2 separate regions of the Homo sapiens genome follow, and region 1 is linked to region 2. Evidence: read pairs that join two places in POLR2A ChIA-PET (ENCODE). Cell type or tissue: Caco-2. All regions are shown on one strand.

The links. Peaks named below come from ENCODE experiments on the same cell type or tissue, not always from the same donor. Only the 100,000 strongest peaks of a DNase experiment are listed, where the experiment ranks them.
Region 1: POLR2A ChIA-PET joins it to region 2 with 5 read pairs; 3 of 35 experiments call an interaction of 5 or more read pairs at or near these places.

The regions. Positions count from the first base shown.
Region 1 is chr12:51,553,093-51,558,092 of GRCh38, forward strand. No RefSeq gene overlaps it. Among named protein-coding and RNA genes, the nearest start is that of SCN8A, 36 kb to the right of the region's middle. In Caco-2, no CTCF peak of the experiment used is centred here; no DNase peak of the experiment used is centred here.
Region 2 is chr12:51,436,799-51,441,798 of GRCh38, forward strand. It overlaps SLC4A8 (solute carrier family 4 member 8), which reads left to right. Exons shown (of 25, transcript NM_001039960.3): 2 at 3,910-3,991. Among named protein-coding and RNA genes, the nearest start is that of SLC4A8-AS1, 14 kb to the left of the region's middle. In Caco-2, no CTCF peak of the experiment used is centred here; a DNase peak (open chromatin) is centred at 2,713.

The DNA.
Region 1 (5,000 bases), 120 kb after region 2:
CTACAGTAAAATTTTTAAAATTGGAGTCAATCCTCTCAAACACTGCCAATACTTTATCAACTTAAGTTTATGGGATATTCTAAACCCTTTATTGTCATTTCAACAATGTTCACAGCATCTTCACCAGGAGTAGATTCCATCTCAACAAACCACTTTCTTTGCTCATCCATCCTAAGTAGCAACTCCTCATTTGTTCAGTTTTTATCATGAAATTGCAGCAATTCAGTCACGTTTTCAGGCTTTACTTCTAATTCTAGTTTCCTTGCCATATTCACCACATCTGCAATTTCTTCCTCCATTAACATCTTGAACCTCTCAAAGTCATCCATGAGGGTTAGAATTTACTTCTTTCAAACTCCTGTTGATGTTGGTATTTTGACCTCCTTCCACGGATGACAGATGTTCTTAATGGCTTCTAGAATAGTGAATGCTTTCCAGAAGGTTTTCAATTTATGTTGCTCAAATCAATCAGAGGAATCAGTATCTATGGCAGCCATAGTCTTACAAAATGCATTTCCTAAATAATAAGACTTGAAGGTTGAAATTGCTCCTTGATTCATGGGCTCCAAAATGGATGTTGTGTTAGCTGGCATGAAAACAACATGAATCTCCTTGTACATCTCCATCAGAGCTCTTGGGTGACCACATGTATTGTGAATAAGCAGTAATATTTTGAAAATAATCTTTTTTTTTCTGAGCAGTAGGTCTCAACAGTGGGCTTAAAATATTTAGTAAACCATGCTGTCAACAGATGTGCTGTCATCCAGGCTTTGTTATCCCATGTATAGAGCATAGCCAGAGTAGATTTAGCATCATTCTTAAGGAGCCTGGGATTTTCAGAATGGCCAATGAGCACTGGCTTAAACTCAGAGTCACCAGCTACATTAGCCCCTGGCAAGAGAGTCAGCCTGTCTTTTGAAGCTTTGAAGCCAGGCATTGTCTTCTCCTCTCTAGCTGTGACAATCCTAGATGGCATCTTCTTCCAATAGAAAGCTGGTTCTTTACACTGAAGACCTGTTGTTTAGTGTGGCCATCTTCATCAATGATCTTGGCTGGATCTTCTGGATAACTTGCTACAGCCTCTTTATCAGGACTTGCTGCTTCTCCTTGTACTTCTATGTTCTGGAGATGGTTTCTTTCCTTAAACCTCATGAGTTTAAGGAAACTGTGCTAGCTTCCAACTTTTCTCCTGCAGGTTCCTCACCTCTCTCAGCTTTCATAGAATTGAAGAGAGTTATTGCCTTGCTCTGGATTGGGCTTTGGCTTAAGAAAATGTTGTGGCTGGTTTGATCTTCTATCCAAACCACTGATACTTTCTCCATATCAGCAATAAGTCTGTTTAGCTTTCTTAACATTCATTTGTTCACTGGAGTAGCACTTTTAATTTCCTTCAATGACTTTTTTGTTGCATTCACAACTTGGCTAACTGGTGAAAAAGGCTTAGATTTCAGCCTGACTCAGCTTTTGACATGCCTTCCTCACTTAGCTCAATTATCTCTAGCTTTTGATTTAAAGTGAGAGACGTTCAAGTGAAAGGAATGTTTTTTCTTTCACTTGAACACTTAGAGGACATTGTAGGACTATCAGCTGGACTAATTTCAGTATTGTTGTGTCTCAGGAAATAGGGAGGCCTGAGGAAAGGGAGAGAGATGGGGGAACAGCCGGTCACTGGAGCAGCCAGGGCATACAATATTTATGGATTAAGTTCGCCATCTTATCTACGTGCAGGTCCTGGTGCCCAAAACAATGACAATAGTGACATCAAAGATCACTGATCACAGATCACCATAACAGATATAATAATAATGAAAAAGTATGAGAATTGGGAGCATTGCTAAAATGTGACACCAAGACACACAGTGAGCACATGCTTTTGGGAAAATGGCATCAGTAGACTTGCTTGATGCAGGGCTGCCGCAAACCTTTGATTTGTGAAAAACATGATATCTGCAAAGCACAAGAATAGGAAGGATGTCTGTATGTAATGCTCTATTGTAAATGACCATATAGCCATTTGATTCTCACAGAATGCTTTTGTTGATATTTTTCCTGAAATCTGTATCCATAACTAACCTATAGTTGCAACTGACAAATGAGTACAGTTCTGATGTGAATGTTGGTTGATTTTTTTTTACATTAATAAATAAAATCAAAGTGGAAGAGAAAAGACATATTGGAACTTCACTCACTTGTCAACGACATGAGTGACTTTGCTGAATTGATTAACAGTTTTCTAATTCTAGAAGACTATTTCTTCAGCGTTTTTGTGTTATGCAAAATGGAACAGCTATAGACATGACAGACTTTTAAGTTTAATCTATAGACATTACACACTTTCAAGTTTAATCTGTAATGTTAATAATAAAGATTATCTTTAAAAATCTGTATTATTAACATTTTCCTACCACTTTCTTAACTCTAGCTAATCCACACTATGCCAAACCAAGCTGTAATTTGTAACATGTGCCAATTGCTACATTGTAAATACTCTTATCTTGGCCAATTTCAAGCTAGGATTGTGACCTTATTGGATGTGGAGTTGGGAAGAGATGTTCAGCAGCACAGTGATATATCATGTTTCTACCATGTAGATGGAAGAGGTGTAAGTCAACTTAGGAGCACAGACAATAGTCAAAGGTAGTAATAATAACTAAGAAATGATACACTTTGAATATTTATTACCTTGTTTTAAATACAACTTACTTAATTGTAAGTTTACATCATTTAATTTTTAGTAGTGGCTGTGTTTAACAAATGCTCACAGGCCGGGTGTGGTGGCTCACACCTGTAATCCCAGCATTTTGGGAGGCTGAGACAGGAGAATCACTTGAACCCGCGAGGTGGAGGTTGCAGTGAGCTGAGATCATACCACTGCACTCCAGCCTGAGTGATAGAGCAAGACTCTGTCTTGGGAAAAAAAAAAAAAAACCCTCACAAAATTCCTGAAATTTTAACTATCAGGTCTTGCAAGCCTTTATAAGTCAGCTCCAGCATACCTCTGCTTTGGAGTCAGACAACTTTAGGTTTAAATTTAACTTTACCAGTTCCTTGCTCTCCAACCATGGACAATATAAGTAGCCTCTTCAAGCCTCATTATTTCTGTAATAAGGCTAATAACACCTGCATCATAGAGTTGAGTGAAGATGAAACAAGATAAACTTTGTGACATGCCAAAATCAATGCAAAGTAGGAACCCAATATTAAATTCCTTCCCCACTCTCTGGTCTTTTTCTTGTCTCATCCATCCTGAATACTGCTTATTAAACAGAGATAATGACATGTCATTCCTCTGACTTACAGTGGTCTTAAGCACACACTGCAGTTTGCTATCAAAGTCCACATCTCACCAATCTCATTTTTTCATTTCTCCCCAGGAGGTTGTCTATGCCCCAATCACAGATCTGATGGTGTCTCCCACATAGTCCCCATAGTCCCTGGGGATCCCATCTCTACACCTTTGCTCATGGTGTTCCTTCCCATTGACTTCTTTGTAACATCTGTGCCACTTTCTTCCTTCCTCATCCAAACATACCTCCATGAGATTCCTCTTGTTAGTCCCATCTCATAATAGTATCTGACCTGTATTGAGCGCTGGGGATGTGCCAGGGGCTGTGCTAAGTGCTTTATCTGCATTATCCCAATTGGTTATTCCCATTTAAGGGTGACACAGAGGCACAGTGAGAGTACATAACTTGCCCAAGGTCATACACCTAAGTGGACAGTACAACTGGGATTCCAACACAGGTAAGTCTGACTCTAGAAGCTGGGCTCTTAGACATCATATCCGACTTGTTGCCTGAATAACTACCTTTTAAATAAATTACCTCTGTTTGGGCCGAGTGCGGTGGCTCATGCCTATAATCACAGCACTTTGGGAGGCTGAGGTGGGTGGATCACCTGAGGTCAGGAGTTTGAAACAAGCCTGACCAACATGGTGAAACCCCGTCTCTACTAAAAAATACAAAAGTGGCTGGGCGTGGTGGCACGTGCCTGTAATCCCAGCTGCTTGTGGGGCTGACGCAGAATTGCTTGAATCCAGGAGGCGGAGGTTGCAGTGAGCCGAGATCACGCCATTACACTCCAGCCTGGGCAACAAGAGCAAAACAGTGTCTCAGAAAAAAAGAAATTACCTCTGTTTAATGTTAATATATTTTGCTCCTGGCTTTTTTTCATGTCTATGTTTATATGTTTTATTGCATACCACCTTCTTGAGGGTGGAGGTATTCATTTATCAAATATTTGTAAAGTGCCTTCCCTATGTAACAGGTACTATACTAGGCATTGGGGAGAGGGCCAGTCCTTGGTTAAATAAGTTACAAAACACCCATAGAGTGGAATACTATGCAGCTATAACAAAGAATAAGGAGGCTGTTTATATATGAACATGGAAAGATTTCTAAGCTGTATTGTTAAATGAATATGAGTAAGGCCCAGAAGACATTGTATACTATGCCACCTTTTGTATAAAATATGAGAGACGGTTGAGTTGTGTGTGTGTGGCCAGCCATGGTGGTTCACGCCTTTAATCCCAGCACTTTGGGAGGCCAAGGCAGGCAGATCACGAAGTCGGGAGATGGAGACCATCCTGCCCAACATGGTGAAACCCCGTCTCTACTAAAAATACAAAAATTAGCTGGGCATGGTGGCGCATGCCTATAATCCCAGCTACTTGGGAGGTTGAGGCAGGAGAATCACTTGAACCTGGGAGGTGGAGGTTGCCATGAGCCAAGATCATGCCACTGCACTCTAGCCTGGTGACAGAGCAAGACTCTGTCTCAAAACAACAACAACAACAAAAAAAACAGAATTTTGTGTGTATGTATGTGTGTGTACTTGTTTAAAACAAAAAGACCCAGTCCTTATTATTATGTCCACATCCACGATGTTAGTGAATGACCGCGTGGAGCAAAGCCACTTCACACCCGTTCCTCCTGCTGCCCTGCGTGTTTATATGGGAAATAAAATTCTATTATGTTTAGCTACTGAGATTACAGTGTTTA
Region 2 (5,000 bases):
GTATTTTTAGTAGAGATGGGGTTTCACCATGTTGGCCAGGCTGGTCTCGAACTCCTGACCTCAAGTGATCCACCTGCCTTGGGCTCCCAAAGTGCTGGGATTATAGGCATGAGCCACTGCAGTCATCCTATTTGTTTTAAAATGTAAGCAAACACTTATGTTCCAACACCCTTTGTTAGATAAAAGGTAGCAAATTATACAGTTTTCTCCATCTTGCTTTTTAAACTTAATATTATATTTTGGAGATTTTTCCATGGTAGTAATAATATATAATTTTAAATGTCTATAAAGCTAATTTAATACATAAAAATCCTAAGTAGATATTAGACTATTTTATTTACTTCCCTAAAAGTTTGTTTATTCCAGTTGGCCTCAAAAACTTTATTTCAATCTTCCCATTGGGAAAATGAATTGCCTTATGTTCAGAGTTGTCTTATTTGGGAGCATAGATGATAACTACAAAATAGTAACTTTGGAACAGTAAGCTGGAAACTTGAGCAGGATCTAGAAGGAAGGTGATATCGTTTGGCTATTTGTCCCCACCAAATATGTTGAAATGTAATCCCCAATGTTGGAGATGGGGTCTGGTGGGAGATGTTTGGGTCATGGAGGCAGATGCCTCATGAATGTCTTGGTGCCATCCTCACAGTAATGAGTGAGTTCTTGCTCTGAGTTCACCCAAGATCTGGTTGTTTAAAAGAGTCTGGGCCCTCCCCTCTCTCTTGCCCCCATCTTGCCATATTATACACCAGCTTCCCTTTTGCCTTCTGCCATGATTGTGAGCTTCCTGACTCTCTTACCAGAAGCAGATGCTAGCACCACACTTCCTGTACAGCCTGCAGAACTGTGAGCCAAGATAAACCTATTTTCTTAATAAATTACCCAGTCTCAGGTATTCCATTATAGCAATGCAAATGGACTAATACAGGAGACGTGGGGATTTAATGTGCTGGAGAGTTTGGGGAAATGGCATGTTAGATGACTAGATGACCTGACAATATGAGCAAAGACATAAAGGTGGGAATGTGCACAGTGCTCTCGGGATCAGTCAGCTTGGCTGGAGTTGCAGGTTTGAGAAGGGAAATAGATTGCCAGGGAAATCAGCTAAGAGTTTTTTTGAAATAATTCAGGGTCTTGTGATTCAGGGTATTGATAGGATAGGTGCCATTATATTCATTCTTTTAAAACGTTTAATTTTTATTTTGAAATTGACAAGTAATATTTAAGTAATATTGTACATATTCATTGGGGTGCATGGTGATGTTTCAATACATGTAATGTATAGTGATCAGATCAGAGTAATTAGCATATCTATCATTTAAAACATTTATTATTTCTTTGTGTTGAGATTACTCAATATCTTCCTTCTAGCTGTTTGAAACTCTATATTATAGTCATCCTACTATAGTATAGAACACTAGAACTTATTCTTCCTATATAGTTGTAATTTTTTATCCTTTAGCAAATCTCTCCCTACACTTCTCCCCCTTGCCTTCCTAGCCTCTAATATTCTCTCTTATACTTCTTACTTCTCTGAGATCAACTTTTTTTAGCTTCCACATATGAGTGAGAACATGCAGTGTTTAACTTTCTGTTCCTGGCTTATTTCACTTAACATAATGTCCTTCAGTTCCATCCATATTGCCACAAATGACAAGATTTCATACTTTTTATGGCTGAATAGTATTCTGCTGTGTATATATGCCATATTTTCTTTATCCATTCATCTGTTGTTGGACACCTAGGATGATTCCATATCTTGGCTATTATGAATAGTGCTGCGATAAACGTGGGGATGCAGATGTCTCTTTAATATAGTGATTTCCTTTCCTTTGGATAAATGCCCAGTAGTGAGATTACTGGATTATATGGTGGTTCTGTTTGTAGTTTTTTGAGGAACCTCCACTGTTCTCCACAGTGGCTGTACTAGTTTATATTCCCACCAACAGTGTATAAGGGTTCTTTCTTCTTCATATCCTTGCCAGCATTTGTTATATTTTGTCTTTTTGATAATAGCCATCCTAACTGGAGTGAGATGATACCTCATTTTGGTTTTGATTTGCATTTCCCTGATGATTAGTGATGTTGAGCATTTTTTCATATATTTGTTGACTATTTGTTTGTCTTTTGAGAATTGTGTATTCATTCTTTTAACAAAGATTTATAGAGCACTGTTATGTGAAAAGTCTGTGCTGGGTGCTAGGATACAGTGGTGAGGAAGATGGACATAGTTCCTTCTTCCTCAAGGAACAGAGGAGACTTTTTTTATTTTTTTTGAGACAGAGTCTCGCTCTGTTGCCCATGCTGGAGTACAATGGTGCGATCTCAGCTCACTGCAACCTCTGCCTCCCAGGTTCAAGTGATTCTCCTGCCTCAGCCTCCTGAGTAGCTGGCACTACAGGCACGCACCACCACACCCAGATAATTTTTTTATTTTTAGTAGAGATGGGGTTTCACCATGTTGGTCAGGCCAGTCTTGAACTCCTGACCTCAGGTGATCACCTGCCTTGGCCTCCCAAAGTGTTGGGATTACAGGTGTGAGCCACCATGCCCGGCCAAGACATTTTATTACTAAGAGAATTGCAGTGTGCTATGAGGGTATATAAATGGTGGACCTAGCTTAGTTTGGAAGTCGGAGTGGGTAATCAGGAAAGGCTTCCAAGTAAGTGTGTTGAGGCTGAGATCAAAGAGATCATCATCTCTTTGATCATCATCAAAGGTGGGGGCAGGTGGTGGGAGTGGCAGGGAGAGAATGGTAGTTCCAGGAAGAGACAGCAGCACTAAGTAAAGAAGGTGGGTGTGGTTCCAGAACTAAAAAAAAAAAGAAAGAAATGCCTAATATGATTTAAAGGGTTGGAGCATGTAGGGAAGAGTGGATGAGAGATGAAAATTAATTTTTTAGAGAAATTGCAAAGGAAGAAAGACTTGGTAAGAAAAGGGAACTAGCTACCTGAAGGCATATGGTAGGCACTCATACATGTGGAATGGATGAATAAGTAACTTTGAAATTTCACCTGTGGGCTAATAAATGATGGTGCCATTGGTAGGAATAAACAAATGAGCACAGGGTGTTAGTTTTGGAAGGAAAGTTAGTTGGGTTTTAGACACATGGTTCTTGAGGTGTGGCATCCTAGTGGCTTATCAATTACTGAACCACAGTTTCAGACTGCAGTTGAAATTGTAAGTCTTAAGTGAGGAAAACAAAGAGTAGAGAGCTCTTTCTTGGAAATTATGGTTAGAGGAAGAAAAAGACTAAGGATGAGACAGAGGAGGCCTGATAAGAGGAGCAGGATGGAAAATTTCAAGGACAGCGTGTGGTAAACAGGCCCAAATGCTGCAAAGAGGCCAAGGAGACCAATCTACACCAAATGGGACAACTTGCTTCACAGCACTTGCAAAATGCCAAAATGTTATACAGAGGTATAGATGGAGTGGGGAGGTGGAAAAGGCATGAGATTTACAGCCACAAGACCTGGGCTCATGACACGTCCTAGTAATCCCAGCTGCTCTGGAGGCTGAGGTAGGAGAATTGTTTGAGCCCAGGAGTTCAAGGCTGCAGTGAGCTATGATTGTATCACTGCAATATAGCCTGGGTGACCCATTCTCTCTCTGTTTTTTTTTTTTTTTAAAAGACCTAGGCTCAGTCCTAGCTCCGCCTTTTATGACATTTGTGACCCTGGGCCATCATTACTTAATGTTCTCTGAGTGTCAGTCTGCTCATTTATAAAATGAGAAAGATAATGGCTACCATATTTGCATCTAAAAGGTATTGTGAAGTTCACATGTAAAAATACAGGTAAACAATTGTGTTTCCCCCGTAAGTATCTCAAAAGGATCTGGCATACACAAGGTTTGTATATTTGAACGAGGTATGTGTATTACTGTGACTACTTATTTGTGTTTAAACAGAGACCAGATGAAGAAGCTGTGGTGGATCAGGGTGGGACCAGTACAATTCTCAACATTCACTATGAAAAAGAAGAGCTGGAAGGTAAGAACTGCCATGCTGTGTGATCAGGGAAATTGGTGAGGGGCAGCCTGGTGTGGGAAGACCTGGCTCTGTGTCCTAACTCTCTCACTAGCTGTCAGACCTTGGGGAAAATCACTTGATTTCCTTTAGCCTCACTTTCCTCATCTGGTAAATAAAAGTGGGGATACTAATACTTGTCCTACCTTACAGGGATATCATTAGGATCTAATTGCCTACATGGGAGATAGTGCTTTGAACACGGTGAAGTCCAATATAAATATTAACAAGTAACCTGTTCTTTGAGAATGTGATGTACTCAGTTCAGTGCGTTAATTCTTGACAACTGCCTGGAAATACAAATAAATACAAAACTTAAAGAGAAAATAAAATACAAATAGTTTTAAAAACTCATTTTGGCTACAAAACCCTATTTTTACCCCATTTCCAATATTTACTGTTTCTATTCTATTTATACCCATTTCTGCCTGGTGGTTTCATCTAAACAAGAGGGAAAACAGGAACACACCTGTGACATACTCTTGAGTTCATAACATCAAAGTTATATAAAAGCCCAGCTGAAGGGGAAAGGAAAGAAGAGGCATTTTGGATGACCCACTCTGTCCAGTTTACCTTATTTCAGCTCTTCCTTTCTCTGCACCTCACCCCCAGCTCCCCACATAACCGTTATGTGGTGTCCTGCTTTCCTTTTTCCCCTGGGGACTAGTTGGTGTGTTAGGAGTTGGACCCACACCTGGCCATGGTTTTCTAATTAGTGTTGATGCTCAGTTTCATTAGAGGAAGGCTCATGTCCAGTATCCAATATAGCTTTAATGAGAAGCCACATTTGGCTCAAAAGCCTTTGTGAAATCTCTGCAGCATCCCCTGCAATGTTGAAGGCTATGATACAGCAACTTTCTGATGCCTGAGACAGCATGTGAAATGTTCTCTCTGTACTGCCTGTTCCCGTGACAGTTTTTTCATCAAAGTTGTACAACCTCCAGAGAAAACTTGTCCTTTTGATGGGGAGAAC